Regions from separate parts of the Mus musculus genome. Here region 1 is linked to region 2. The links are chromatin contacts, found by Hi-C or POLR2A ChIA-PET in ENCODE. All regions are on one chromosome and are shown on one strand. Each heading gives the region's core, a stretch centred on a gene start or an enhancer-like site at or near the end of the contact. The rest is flanking DNA. Distances are from core to core; before and after follow the strand shown. Region 1 holds the start of Zfp689 (zinc finger protein 689). Region 2 holds the start of Zfp768 (zinc finger protein 768).

Region 1 (6,894 bases), core at 744-3,243, 100 kb after region 2:
ATGTAACTTTTTTTTAATAGGAACCCATAGTTAATTTTAGAGAGGTTTTGGATATGATAGAGAAACTTTGAAAGAGACTAGGTATTTTAAGGAGAGTCTGAATTGAGTGTTTGAATTGAGATCTTGGAATGAACAAAAAACAAAGGTTATGGTTAAAAGGGATGGGTTTGTGTGTCATGCTAACAAGGGGTCAATTGTGCTGACTTGTTTTATGCCAACCTGATCCAAGCTAGAGTGATTTGGGAAGAGGGAACCTCAACGGAGAAAAATGTCCTCACCAGATTGGCCTGTGGTACATCCTTTTCTTTTTTTTTTTGGTTTTTCGAGACAGGGTTTCTCTGTATAGCCCTGGCTGTCCTGGAACTCACTTTGTAGACCAGGCTGGCCTTGAACTCAGAAATCCACCTGCCTCTGCCTCCTGAGTGCTGGGATTAAAGGTGTGTGCCACCATGCCCAGCGTGGTACATTTTCTTAATTAGTGATTGATTAAGGTTGACATGGGAGGGCCCAGCCCACTGTGGGTGGTGCTATCCCTAGGCAGATGTTCCTGAGTGTGTAAGAAAGTAGGAGAGCAAGCAGGAGGCAGCCTTCCTTGTGGCTTTCTGCTTCAGTTCCTGCCTTGATGTTCCTGCCCTGCCCTGCTTTGATGATGGATGTTTACATGAAAATATCAATGAAATAAACCCTCTTCTCCCCAAGCCACTTTTGTTCATGGTGTTTATCACAGCATAGAAACCTCTGACCAAGACAACTCCCAAATATGCAGCTGTTGGTCTAGGAGCACTTTGAGAGAGTTGTAAAAAAAAAAAACAAAAAAACCTTGGACTGTATTTCATCCAGTAGTTCACAAGCCTAGATGAACATTCCAATCAATGGGGCTTTTTCTTTTTTAAAGTCAAGAGTGAACCAGGGGCTAGAGAGAGATGTCTCAGTGGTTAAGGACTCTTTCTAGTCTTCCCAGGACCGATGGGAATTGGAGAAGTTCAATGGAAGCTAAGTCCCGGATCCTGGAAAGCAGTAGTTATCTTTTTCAAAGCTCAGTAATTCACTTATGTCAATGAAGTACCGTTTGTAGTTCGTATGCCCACAGTACAAGCAACCTGGTTAACTCTCATCAGACGACAAATTTAGATTGGGTCGACAGTTTAGGGCATTACTCAGGAAGGCAGTATGGTTTTCGTGGGTATTTTTCACTCACTTCTCTGGAATGTTACCCATCTCCGGTACTCCTGCGGATCTAGGGCTGCTGGTTCCCAGTCATCGGTATTTCGTTCCAACCAGGAGATGAGAGCTGGTTTGGGACCTGCGCATCCTGGGGAAGGAGAACCAGTCAGAGAGCTGGCCCGAAGAAAGGATGCTAAAAAATAAACGCCAACCCCTAACAAGCCGATCGCAGGTCAGGACCCTAGGCTCCCTGCCCCCACTCTACCCCGCCCTCAAGCTCCATCATCCCTTAGGCCCCGCGTAAGCAGATTGGGCCGGGCCTCACCGAGCGCGCCCAGGAGGCCGTAGGTCTCGCGCATCACATCCCGGTACAGAGTCCTCTGAGCGGGCTGCAGACACCCCCACTCCTCCGAGGAGAAGTACACGGCCACGTCCACGAACTTCAAGGCCCTTGGCCTCCTGCCCCTTTTCCGAGTAGGTCCAGCCTCTCCGACTGCCCGCAGGAGAAGCGGAGCCGAAGGTGGCGCCATCGGACCTGCTCCCCGGCCTTGCCACGGGGACCCGGAGACCTAGAAGCTCCGTCGGGAAGGCCCGGAGGAAATCTGAATCGGCTGCCTGAGGGGCCGGGCGGCCCGACACAGACCGTTATTCAGGGAACTCCCGCTGGAACTTGGGTGAGAGGCACCGGAAGATGCCTTCGGGGAAGATGGCGGCGCTGCTCCTGCACCACCGCTGCCTAGAACACAGGCAGGTTCCAGCTATCGATTTTATTGACCCGAACGCCATGCCGACTTCTTAACCTCCTTGCCCTAAAGTGTAATGGCGCTGCGAGATGGCTTCTTGCCTACTTTCCTCCTATCTATTGCATTCGTTTATTGGTTGGTAGCTGAAGATCGGGCGTTCTGATTGGTCATCAATGAAGGCGGCCCATTTGAATGAAGCCAACGGATTCTTAAGGGCAAGAAGGTGGATCCTGTGTCTCTAAGCCGGTTGTGAGAAGTCTTATGAATGGGAGGCTTTTCTTGTGTTCTCCAACGCTTGTTTGCCCTACTTGGAGAAGACGTTTCTACAGGTCTTCCAAAGGGAAAGTCACACAGTGACAACATGGATTTTTGAACAGCTACATCCTACGATCATAAAGGTGTCACAGCCAGGAATTCTGAAAAGTACTAGATGAGAAGGGAGCGGTGGTAAGGATCTGGTGCACAAAAGGCGCGTCTGGTAAAATTGAATGACTAGAATGGTAAGTTGACTGGTCTTGTACCTTGGGCAGCTCCTAAGTAGTCTATAGAAGTGAATGGCCTACCTGAGTACCAAGGAAGTTCGCTTGTTTAGAGGTGAGACCAATAGCTTTGGGCTTACCCTTTCTTTGTACAGTGGAATGCACATTTAGGCTACCAGGGGGAACAAAAGACAGATGGCTAGTTGATCCTTTCATTTATAATGAAGCAGGGAAATCACCCCTGTACCGTTGCTTTCCGAAATAGTGCAGCTGTGTCAACGTGTGTCAGGAGTGCATGGGCAACATAGACCCTGTTTTTAAATGAAGAGTGTATAGCCCAGTGGCAGGCATTTGCCTAGCATGCATGGGGCCCAAAGTTCTATAAAAGTATTTTTAAAATAGATACCCAGGACTGGGTATGAAGCCGAACCTATTGCTCCTTTCTGAATAATTATCAGGTAAGGAAGACTGCACAGAGGGTAAATAGGATTCGCACATCTAGAGGCCACACAGAGAGGCTGTGCCTTCGCTGCTGAGAGCCAGCCAAGCACCTGGACTATTCGAGTAGATGGTGTCTGAAACTTTATGTCTAGAGTCCTGGACTCCCCCCTCCATAGAGAACTACAACAAAAATCATAAGACAGCCGGGTGCAGTGGCACGCACCATTAATTCCCAGCACTTGGGAGGAAAAGGCAGGTAGATCTCTTGAGTTTGAGGACATCCTGGTCTACAAAGTGAGTTCCAGGCTATCCGGGGCTATCTCAAAACCAGCCTGCCTCAAAAAACAAATGAACAATAAAACCCCCACAAATCTGGATCAGCTTCCTCAAAATCTGTTACTAGACATAGGAATGAAATCCAAACATGGAATGTCTTCTTTGTGGCTCTAGCAACTCTTATGTTGGGCAAAACGCTTTAAGACTAATTTCTCCCCAGCTGGAGAAGTGGCTCAGTGGTTAAGAGCACTTGTTCTGGGGCTGGAGAGATGACTCAGCAGTTATGAGCACTGATTGCTCTTCCAAAGGTCCTGAGTTCAAATCCCAGCAACCATATGGTGGCTCACAACCATCTGTGATGAGATCAGATGCCCTCTTCTGGTGTGTCTGAAAACAGCTACAGTGTACTTACATAAAATAAATAAATAAGAAAAAAGAGCACTTGTTCTTACAGAGGACCCAGATTCTGTTTCTAGCACTCACATGGTGGCTAACAATCATCTGTAACTGTATTCCAAGAAATCTGCCACTGTGTCTTCCAGCAGCAGCAGGTACACATGTGGTACACAGATATACAGTCACACAAAACACCCATATTCATGAAGTAAATATTTTTTAAAAGATTCAGTCCATGGTTCATGCTCAGTGACTGCCAGCACCCAGAAATGCAACCTTAAATGTTAACACACTTTGATTTCACAGACTGCCTAAGGGATCACTTCACCATAAACCCAGACTAGGACAAGCAATATCAGTCCTAGAGAGAAGTAGAAAAACTACTTATTAATGAAAACAATAATTGCCTCCTCTTCTTTTTCAGATAGGGCCTCATGTTGTCCAGGCTAGCCTCAACACTATGTAGCTAAGGATGACCAAGAGCTTCTGGTCCTCCTACCTCTTAACTCCTGCATGCTCAATTATAAGTATGCACAGCATACCCAGTTTTATTTGGTGCTGGGATGAAACCCAGGACATTATGCAAACTAGGTGTCTTAAAGTTTCTATTGCTATGATGAAACACCATGACCAAAAAGCAAGTTGGAGAGGAAAAGGTTTATTTGGCTTACACTTCTATATCATTGTTCATCACTGAAGGAAGTCAGGACAGGAACTCAAGCAGGGCTGGAATCTGGAGGCAGGAGCTGATCCAGAGACCAGGAAGGGTTGCTACTTGCTGGCTTGCTCTCCATGGCTTGCTCAGCCTGCTTTCTTACAGAACCCCGGACTACCAGCCCAGGGATGGTATCACACTCAATGAGCTGAACCCCCCCCCCCCCCCATCAATCACTGATCATAGCCCACCTTAACAAATCTGTGCAATCTAGTTTCGGACTGTCCTTTTCTGACTGACATGTTCTTCACTGATGCACCTCAGCATGCTAACACAAGTCCTATCACTAAGCCACGTAGCCAGGACTCACTGAATACAGTTCTGATGACTCCTACAACCACTCTCCAACAGGGGACTTCCTAGTTCCTACAGGTCTTGTCACTTTGTGCATCTTTCCTTTTTCTTTTGCCCCTGCACACTCTGCATGCCTTTCTCCAATACACATGTTCTGAGTTCTTTCACAGACCCTGACCCATACCAGTAACAACCATATTTCTGGAACCTACTTGAAAGATGAATTCCCTATTCTAGGGAATACCCAGGAAGTGGTCCTCTAGAATTCTGCTAGGCAGGTGGACTTTCACAGTCTTTCACTGTCTCGGGAAGCTTTCCCACGGCTGCTGCAAGGAAAGTCTGTTACTAGTTTTGGAACCATTTTACCAAATACTTGCAGAAACAAGGGAGGGTAAATTCACTTTGGCTCACAGTTTCAGACAGTTTGGTCCATGGTGGCTTGGCTTCATGCACTTGAGCAGAACATTATGGAGGCAAGAATATGTAGAGGAGGAGGAGGAGGAGGAGGAAGCTATTCACTTTACATCAGACAAGAGCAGAGGAGGAATAGGAAGGACTCACCCACAGTGATGTCCTTCTCCAGCTGGATCCTCTTACCTTCTAAACTTTCCAGAACCTGCCAAACTAGCACCACCAGCTTTGGATCCAGCGTTCAACACTGAGCCCGTGGGGGAGAGTTCATATTTAAAGCATAGCAATGTCTTGTCAGTTGTCTGTCTGTGGCTGAACAGCAGTGAGTTGAGAGGCAGAAGAATTCGGCATAGCATGTGACAAACCCTGTTTGCCACCTGTGCGCACACAAGCCTATGACTGGCTGTAGGACCCTCTGTGACAGACAGATGCACTACCCTTAATTAAGTCACAGTAGAGCACCTCTCTTTGTATATGACCTGTGAAATGAAGGAAGTTTCCCAGCTGGCATAGTGAGTGCCAGATTATAGGCGATGTTGGCAGTAACCTTGGAAGCTCTTGTCAATGGCTGGCCAGAAGGGAGAGGTAGGCACAGTGGTACCCATAGTCTGTGCGGATGGACTCAGGTAGGAAATACAGCCACAGCTGGGACAAGGTGTACACTATGTCCCCTGCATGAGGAACTGGTGCTGGACCAGATGAGCTTTCTGAGAGAAGTCAGTACAAGGGCTGGAGTTGTATTTTAGTGTTACAATGCTTACCTACCATGCATTGGGACCCAGGGTTCCATCCATAGTACTGTTAAAAATATATAAAAATAAAGCAAAGAGCATAGTGTTGTGAGGTAGGGCCTCAGCCAGAACAAAGAGACATGAGCATAAGTATATTATTGCTTGGTAGCTGAGAATCTGAAGAAGGTCCAGCTGCAGGCCTTGCACTAAGTTGTGCAGAGAGTTTAGAATCCTAACAAGTCTATATAAAAGTACACAATCCAGGTGTTTTACAAGCCATAAGCATAAACCAGGCAGGTTACAGCTATAATAATTTATTCCCCAGCTATGAAGTTGCTTGTTTCTTGCTGTTTCTCCTGGCCATGCAGTCCTGGTTCATGGCACCTTCCTCTACCTCCATCTTCCTCATTCCTTCTCTACCTGCACACTCACCTCACTCTAACCTCCAGTCCCACCTTTCTCCCTCCACTGCCCATTCACAGGCTCTAGCTTTTTATTGACCAGTTAAATTGGGGAAGAAGGTTCACATAGCATCACTTTGTGTACGTGAGGATCTGCACATTAGGGGCAACCGCATCTTGAGAAACCAGTACTTAGAATTAGAATCCAAGTAGCACCAGCCCAGCCACTCCACTAAGTCACTCCACAGGGTTTTGCCATGCTTCCATAGTGAGTCCTCCCTTAAGTAGACTGTATCAAGGGTAAAGTTTCCTCTTCTTTTCAAACAAGGTTTCATTATGTAGCCAAGGTGACTCCTCTCCTTCCTCCCAAATGTAGGGTTACAGGCGTGCACCACCGCCTCTGCTTTCACCTCGGTTCTTGAGTCTCTTTCTGTTTTCACATCTAACTCTAGTTTTTTGTAAAACAAGAGAGATGAGATCTCTTCTTTTGAGGACAGCCTGGTCTACATAGTGAGTTCCAGAATAGCCAGGACAAAATAGAAAGAAACTGTCAGAAAAAGAAAGAGAGAGAGAGGGGCTGGTGAGATGGCTCAGTGGGTAAGAGCACCCGACTGCTCTTCCGAAGGTCTGGAGTTCAAATCCCAGCAACCACATGGTGGCTCACAACCATCCGTAACGAGATTTGGCACCCTCTTCTGGAGTGTCTGAAGACAGCTACAGTGTACTTACATATAATAAATAAATAAATCTTTAAAAAAAAAAAAAAGAAAAAAGAAAAAAAAAAGAAAGAGAGAGAGAGAGAGAGAGAGAGAGAGAGAGAGAGAGGAAGAAAGAAAGAAAGAA
Region 2 (7,145 bases), core at 2,748-5,247:
GGGGAAGGAGGGAAAGAGAGGAGGCGGCAGCTGCAACAGAGGCCTGCTTGCATGAAGTTCATAAAGGCCCTTCAGTTACTGTAAGAGTTCACTAGAACAATAATGGTCTACTTTAACTTTGAAAACCAGGCAGATGGAATTGGACCATGTGGTTCCTTCCAGCGGTGCGGACCGTGACCGGCTGGGTGGAAACGGCCTTAGGAGCTTTGCTTTTATGAGTTTGAAGGCCCTAAGCATGGGAATGTCACCAGGTCCAAGGACCAAGGACACTCAAAATGTGCCGATGCGGCCAAGCGCTGAGGTGGAGCTAGGTAAATGGAGTGTGAAGGTCAAATCTGGTCTTAGACACACAGTGCCTAAACAGTCACTGCCCTCTGTGGCTGCCTGTGTCCACTTCTGTGAAACAGGAGCAAACTCTGATGCTTCAGCAGGCCCTCCCAGTAGGCACTGCCTCAAAATGTGCTCCCAAAAGATTCCCCATGGTGTGGCCTGCTCTCTTCTGCTAAGGTGACAAATGCCCATACTCTAGAATCCTCCATTCTCACCGATTATAAGTCTGCATCAGCCTGAGTCTGGAACTTGGATGGGAAAACGGGGTAGATGCAAGGTGGCCCCTTCAACTGATACACGGTACCAGGGAAAGCAGACCAACCATGCCCAGCTGGTCACACTGGCTGGTAAAGGGGCTGGAGAAGTGTTTCCATATTCTTGGTCAAACAAGTACCTGGCCTCCTCTTTGAGTGGAGCTGAAGTGCAGCTGCCTGCTCCAGTCTCAAGAGCCTAGACAGAAGATCTAGCCAGGTGGTGGTGGCGCACACCTTTAATCCCAGCACCTGGGAGGCAGGGGCAGGCGGATTTCTGAGTTCAAGGCCAGGCTGGTCTACAAAGTGAGTTCCAGGACAGCCAGGGCTACACAGAGAAACCCTGTCTCGAAAAACAAAAAAAAACAAAAACAAAAAAAAAATGGAGAGAGAGAGAGAGAGAGAGAAGAGAAGAGAAGAGGAGAGGAGAGGAGGGGAGGGGAGGGGAGGGGAGGGGAGGGGAGGGGAGGGGAGGGGAGAGGAGAGAAGAGATCAGATCTACTGATGATCTACTGGAGGTGCCTGGAAGTGCTAACTCAGGTACAGGGTGGGATTAAGCCAACACTCGATGGGGAGCAGTCACACCTAGGTATGAGCACCCCCATGTGGTTTTCTGACAGAAGCACAGACTTTTAGTTTAGGGAGAGCTGAGAAGTGTTTCACACCTCCTACAATCAGTCCCTTTGAGTCTGTGCAGCATGCAAAAGCACGTGAGCTTTGGTGCCCATGGGCAAATAAACCATTCTCTGAACTTCGAATGCGAAGATCTCACTAACCCACTGATCATAAAAGCACTTCTGGGGCAGTACCCTGGCAAGGCCTCAGCAGCTGCAGCTCTGACTGCTATCTCCCACTGCTCAGGGAACTGTCCACATACACATCTTAAGGACGAATCTCTTACCACATAAAAGGTTTATTGAACTCACAGGGCTCCAAAACCTGAGGAAGACAAGGCAGTTTACTCTGAGATCCAGACCCTACCCTTGGGCCTCACTCCCCACTGCCTACCCTTTGCCCTCTTCCTGGTTTCACAAGGGTCTCAGCAGCTACCAATCTAAGCTACCCTACTCTAACTGACACTCCCTTGCCCTCCCCCCTCCCCATCTAGTACTTTGCCAGAACAGGGCCTCCCAGATAAAGAGCTCACTGCTGCTGAGGCAGACTTGCTCCTGGTGCCTGTCTGGCCTCCCTCCAACCCCTCCATAGCCCAACTCTCATACTTCTTGAGGGCATGTGACTTCCTGCACCCTGACCCATCTTCTAGAATATTTCGTCCTTCTATTCTCCACCAGCTTTTCCTCTATCCATAAATTCCTTGACCCCATCTCTTCTGCACACCACCTCCCCACCCGTGACTGGTTAACGGCGGCCGGCTGCGTGGGTCCGCTGGTGGCGGATGAGGTCGGAGCTCTGCGAGAAGGCCTTTCCACAGTCATCACACTTATAAGGTCGCTCCCCACTATGCACGCGATGGTGCTGTAGCAGCGTGGAGGAGCGACAGAAGCCCTTGCCACACACAGCGCAGCGGTACGGCCTCTCGCCTGTGTGGGAACGCTGGTGCTGAATGAGTGTAGAGGAGCGGTTGAAGGTCTTGCCACAATCGGGGCAGCTGTACGTGCGGCCTGGCAGGTGGGTGCGGGCATGGATGGCCAGAACTGAGCTCTGGCCGAAGCGCTTGCCGCACTCTGGGCACTTGAAGGGCTTTTCACGGGCGTGGCTGCGGGCGTGGGGGATAAGTGCTGACCGTTGGGAGAAGCTTTTGCCACAGATGCCACAGCTGAAAGGCCGTTGCCCAGTGTGCACCCTTTGGTGACTGCGCAGGGACGAGTTCTGGCTATAGCACTTGCCACACTCGGGGCAGCTGTAGGGCCTCTCGTGGCTGTGGGTGCGCTGGTGTCGCAGGAGGTAGGAGCTGTCGCCAAAGGCCTTCCCACAGTGTGGACATTTGTAGGGCTTCTGGCCAGAGTGGGTACGCTGGTGGCGGAGTAGGTAAGAGCTATCAGCGAAGGCCTTGCCGCACCTGGGACACTTGTAGGGCCGCTCGCCTGTATGCGTGCGCTGGTGTTTGATGAGGTCAGAGCTCTGGGAAAAGGCCTTGCTGCAAACCTCACATTTGTAAGGCTTCTCGCCGGTATGGATGCGCTGGTGCTGGATCAGGGTCGAGCCTCGTCCAAAGCTCTTCCCGCAGATGCCACAGATGTTAGGTCGAGGGCCTTGCCCACCCCTGGCCCGGCCACCCCTACGGCCTGGCCCACGCAGGGTTCCTGTCAGATTCAGTGGATTCTGGAGCATCTCAAACTGGGGTGCAGCCAGCAGAGCCCCCGAAGGCATGTCAAATGGAGGCAGCGCTCCTGTGGGCTGCTCCCCAAACCCTTGAGTAAAGGAATCCAGGGGGTGGACTCCTAGGGAGATGCTCAAGGGATTCTTTTCCTCGGGGCTCAGAGGCATCTCTGCACCTTCCTGGAATTTGGAACTTTGAGTTTCAAACTCAGGGCTATGGGTTTTGAACTCAGAATTCTGAACGCCATCTCCAGAGTTCTGCGGTTCATACCCGGGGCTCTGAGATTCATACCCTGGACTTTGAGATTCAAATTCGGGGCTCTTTGAACCGTACCCAGGGCTTTTGGGTTCATACCTAGGACTCCCAGGTTCACAGCCAGGGCTCCTGGGATGGCAGCCAGGGCTTCGGGGCTCATACTTAGGACTCTGGGATTCAAACTCCGGGCTCTGAGGATCTGATTCAGGACTTCTGGGTGCAAACTCAGGGCTTGGGGGCACAAACCCAGGGCTTCGGGATTCAAACCCTGGGCTTTCAGGCTCAAACCTGGGGCTCTGGGATTCAAATTCTGGGCTTTGTGGCTCAAACTCTGGGCTTTGGGGTTCAAGCCCAAAAGGTATTTCTTCAACTTCATAGTCCCCATTGCCTTCTCGCTGAGAAATTTCCCCTTCTTCATTCTCACTTGTGTTGCCTGCAGGATCTGAGAATTACAGAAAATCCAGATTGAATGGGGGTCTGGAAGGTCATTGGGTCCATTAATTGTCCCAAAATTCTCTTCCCACTCCCCAAGCAGGGTCATTGGCCCCTACAAGTGAGGTGACAAAATGTACCACCTCCCCTCTAAAGACCCGGGGCACTCAGTCTCCACCCTCCACCCCACTTCCAAGTGTTTAAGATTCCGGCCTTATTTCCCTCCCGCAGGCCACAGCCCAGTTTTCTGGCACACTCCTAAGAGGCGCGGTCCTTCCCTCACCTTTGAGAGACCCTTCGGGGCTGCCCACTGCGTTGGGACTGTGCACATCCCGGGACTCCAGGCCCCACGACGACGCCTCCCGCTCCATCCCTGCCAGTTCCCAGTGCGGCGGCGGTGGCGATGGCGGACGATCCTACGACCCAGTTCGAGTGCCTGGAGCCCCGAGCCCTCGCCACCCGCGCGTTCAGAGCCTCCGAGGAGACCGGGCGGCCTGGCTTCGGCCGCGAAGGCCGGACGTCTTGACCCTGGGCCTCTCCGGCCCCGCCCCTGTCCGCTGCCCCGCCCCCCTCCCAAGGTCCCCGATTGTCTCGTGGCCCTCACCGGCCCCCGCGCGTCGTGGCCTCGGAGGTGAGGGGCGAGGCGACTCCTCCGGCCGTCCCCCAGCCACAACTCCCAGCCCGAGACCCTCTAGTCTCGGCCCCTAGCCCCGGCCGGGCTACTGCGCCCCTGCCCCCTCCCCCCGCACAGGAAGTGTCCGTCCCTGGCCAGTTCCCCCCGCTGGCTCGCGCCGCGGCCTCTCTAGGAGCGGCTGGAGGTGGAAACTCGTTGGCATTAACCCTGGACTGGATCTCCCGGGCCTCGGGGGGTGGGGGCGACCCGACGCCCCGGAGCCGGCGGGAAGGGCAACAGCAGTTTGTGTGTCTGTATCGCGGGTCTCGGCCTAACCGGGGACCTGTCTGCAGGTTTCTCCGACCATGTGCTGGCTACTGAGTGTGGCCAAGGGCGAAGCGGCAAGTGAGACCAAGGTCAGCGAGAAGGAGCGACGCTTCCCGGCGCCAGCGGGGGAGGCGGCTAGCTCCTCGCCTCAGCCTCGGGGCACTCGGACTGGCACCGGGAACGCGGACGGACGCCCGTTTGACCGCACAACCAGGCTCTGGAGCCCAGAGCCTGCTAGCCCGCCGAGCTACGACAGTGACACCCGCGCCCACTCCCCCCTCCCTCGCCCTCCCCTCCCCCTCCGCGATGCGGGCTCGTTGCCAGAGAAACAGCTCCGCCTCCGCGCCGCGAGGCACCGCCCACTCCTCCCAGGATTGGTTGTTGGGGCCGGCTGTCTCTGCTTCACCGTGGTCCCGGGGTCACCGTGGGTCCGGGCCGTGTAGAGCAGAGGGCGTTCAGGCCATTCTAACAGGATGCCCGGAATGCCTGCGGGAGTGAGAGAGGGAGGCGCCGGGCGTCTCCTCGCGAGCTCGGCCTGCGCTTTGTAAACTTTCCCCTGAGCCGTTTGTCCTGTATTAGGAAGAATGGAAGCCTAGGGCTCTTAGGGTAGACACCCTTCCTCCTCTGCTTTTCTCCCTTCTCGTTTCTTCTGCTCTCAGGTTTTACAGGTGCTGAGGGGCCACTCCAGAGATACTAACATAGGACGACCTTTAATTTCTTCCCTTTCCAAATCTTGTGTTTGATTCCTCGTTTCTTGATTTTCTCACAAGCGTGCGGGACAGTTCGGAGAGTGACACTGAAGAGTTCCAGAAGGGAAGGGGGAGGGGGAAGGGGAGAGAAGAGAAGAGAAGAGAAGAGAAGAAAAGAGAGGAGAAAAGAGAGAAGAGAAGAAGAGAAGAGAAGAGAAGAGAAGAGAAGAGAAGAGAAGAGAAGAGAAGAGAAGAGAAGAGAAAGAAGAGAAGAGAAAGAAGGAAGGTGGGCCAAACAGGCCCTTTTATAGCAAGCCAGACCTACCTGGCTGTTGCTAGGTAACTGTTGGGCGGAGCGTAGAAGGAATACCTGCAGATAGCCCTGGCCCCGCCCAGTCTGCGGGCCCTGTTCAGCCTTTCTCCCTGTCTCCCTGTGCTCTGCACTCTTCCAGATGGCTTTGGCTGTTCTCTCTCTCCTATCGACAATTAGAAATAAGATAAAGACTTTCCCCTAACTCTCGCATGGAACAGTCGTGTCGTCAGTATCATCTAATCTAATCTAATCTAATCTAATCATTTTCTACTCTTCTACTGAAGCAAGTTTGGTAGTCTTGACAGCTAACGAGCCAATTCGCTGCGCTCAGCTTCCTGCATACTATAATCAAGGGTTTTCACAGCCAGCAAGTTTGAAGATTCTGAAGACTCTGCTAAGCCTTTTGGGTGTCAGATGTCCAGATCTAGTAGTGATGTGTCTGTCCAGGAATGGTCTCTCTTTACCTCAGACTGGCCTTGACTTCTCTATGAACTGAGGATCCTCTTGTCCCCGTCTCCAGAGGACTGGGACTATATGTATGTGACACCATGCTCGGCCTTGTGAGTATGAGGCAAAGACTCCATCAACTGAGCTACACCCCTAGCTGCCTCCTCCTCTTTCTCTCCTCCTCCTCCTCTTCCTCCTCTCCCCTCCCTTTTCCCTCCCCCTCTCCCGCCCTCTCCCCCTCCTCTTCCTCATCTTTCTGTCTTCTTCTGTTTCTCCTTTTCTTCATAACCAAGTTGAGAACAGTCAAGTTGGCAGCCACAGTGCCTCTCCCAAGCAGATTTGTATTCACTCCCCCGTTGTTGAACTAGAAAAAAAAAATGTCCTTCAATAGCAGACACATTCAGCCATGGGTCACAACACCCTGCTTTCTGGGAAAACTGCTTTTATGCCCCTAGTTCAGACTACATGAACTTCTGGTCTTCATCTGAAGCATCAGAGCAGCTTCAGCCCATTCAGTGAGTTTCTCATATCCAATGACTGGGACCGAGATGCTGGCTTCATGGAGTCTGCATGACAAAGGGGACAGTCTGCATTTCAGAAAGTAAGCCTTGCCTTGAAAATACCACGGTTTCTCATCTGTGGGTTCTGCACCTTCTCATTTAACCAAACGTTAATATATATATATATATATATATATATATATATATATATGAAGGGCTGAGAATGTAACTCAGAAATCAGAGTGCTTGACACAAAGTCCTGGGGTTAGCCTTCAACACTGGGGATAGTGGTAATAGTTTCTGTCTGTGCTAAATATACACAGCTTTGCTTTGCCAGTACTCCCCAGAAAACAGTGTAATAACTTGACATTATCCTGGATATTGTTAGTAATTTAGAGGGGCTGGGAACATAGCCAGTGGTAGAGTGCTTGCTAAAACTGTGTGAGGAAGAGAAAATGCAGATCTGCTTGGGAGATGCACTGTGGATACCAACTTGACTATTTTCAATTTGGTAATAAAGAAAAAAAATATACCTAGAGAGAGCGTGTGTGTGATCTAAAAACAAACGATTGTTTTCTGTAAGGGATTATTTTCTGTAGTAGCTATTGAAATACTGTATCTGCCGCTCTCCAGACCAGTGAAGCTTTGAGGAAACCTTCTTCCTGGCTTAAGTTGCCTCTGTAACTGAGCCTCAGACATATAGTAAA

The links. Hi-C counts contacts between places; a loop is a spot of excess contacts on that map. ChIA-PET counts read pairs that join two places held with the same protein, here RNA polymerase II (POLR2A).
Region 1: POLR2A ChIA-PET joins it to region 2 with 15 read pairs in Patski. The contact joins the promoter of Zfp689 here to the promoter of Zfp768 in region 2. A Hi-C loop is called at or near these places in 1 of 37 maps with a recorded cell type or tissue (T-helper 17 cell). POLR2A ChIA-PET finds 5 or more read pairs at or near these places in 1 of 5 experiments (Patski).

The regions. Positions count from the first base shown.
Region 1 is chr7:127,447,165-127,454,058 of GRCm38, forward strand. It overlaps Zfp689 (zinc finger protein 689), which reads right to left and starts at 1,994. Exons shown (of 3, transcript NM_175163.3): 1 at 1,490-1,994; 2 at 1,199-1,312. The coding sequence starts at 1,694. B130055M24Rik (a long non-coding RNA gene) reads left to right here and starts at 1,226. Exons shown (of 2, transcript XR_869949.3): 1 at 1,226-2,407.
Region 2 is chr7:127,341,317-127,348,461 of GRCm38, forward strand. It overlaps Zfp768 (zinc finger protein 768), which reads right to left and starts at 3,998. Exons shown (of 2, transcript NM_146202.1): 1 at 3,833-3,998; 2 at 1,479-3,559. The coding sequence starts at 3,920. The coding sequence ends at 1,941.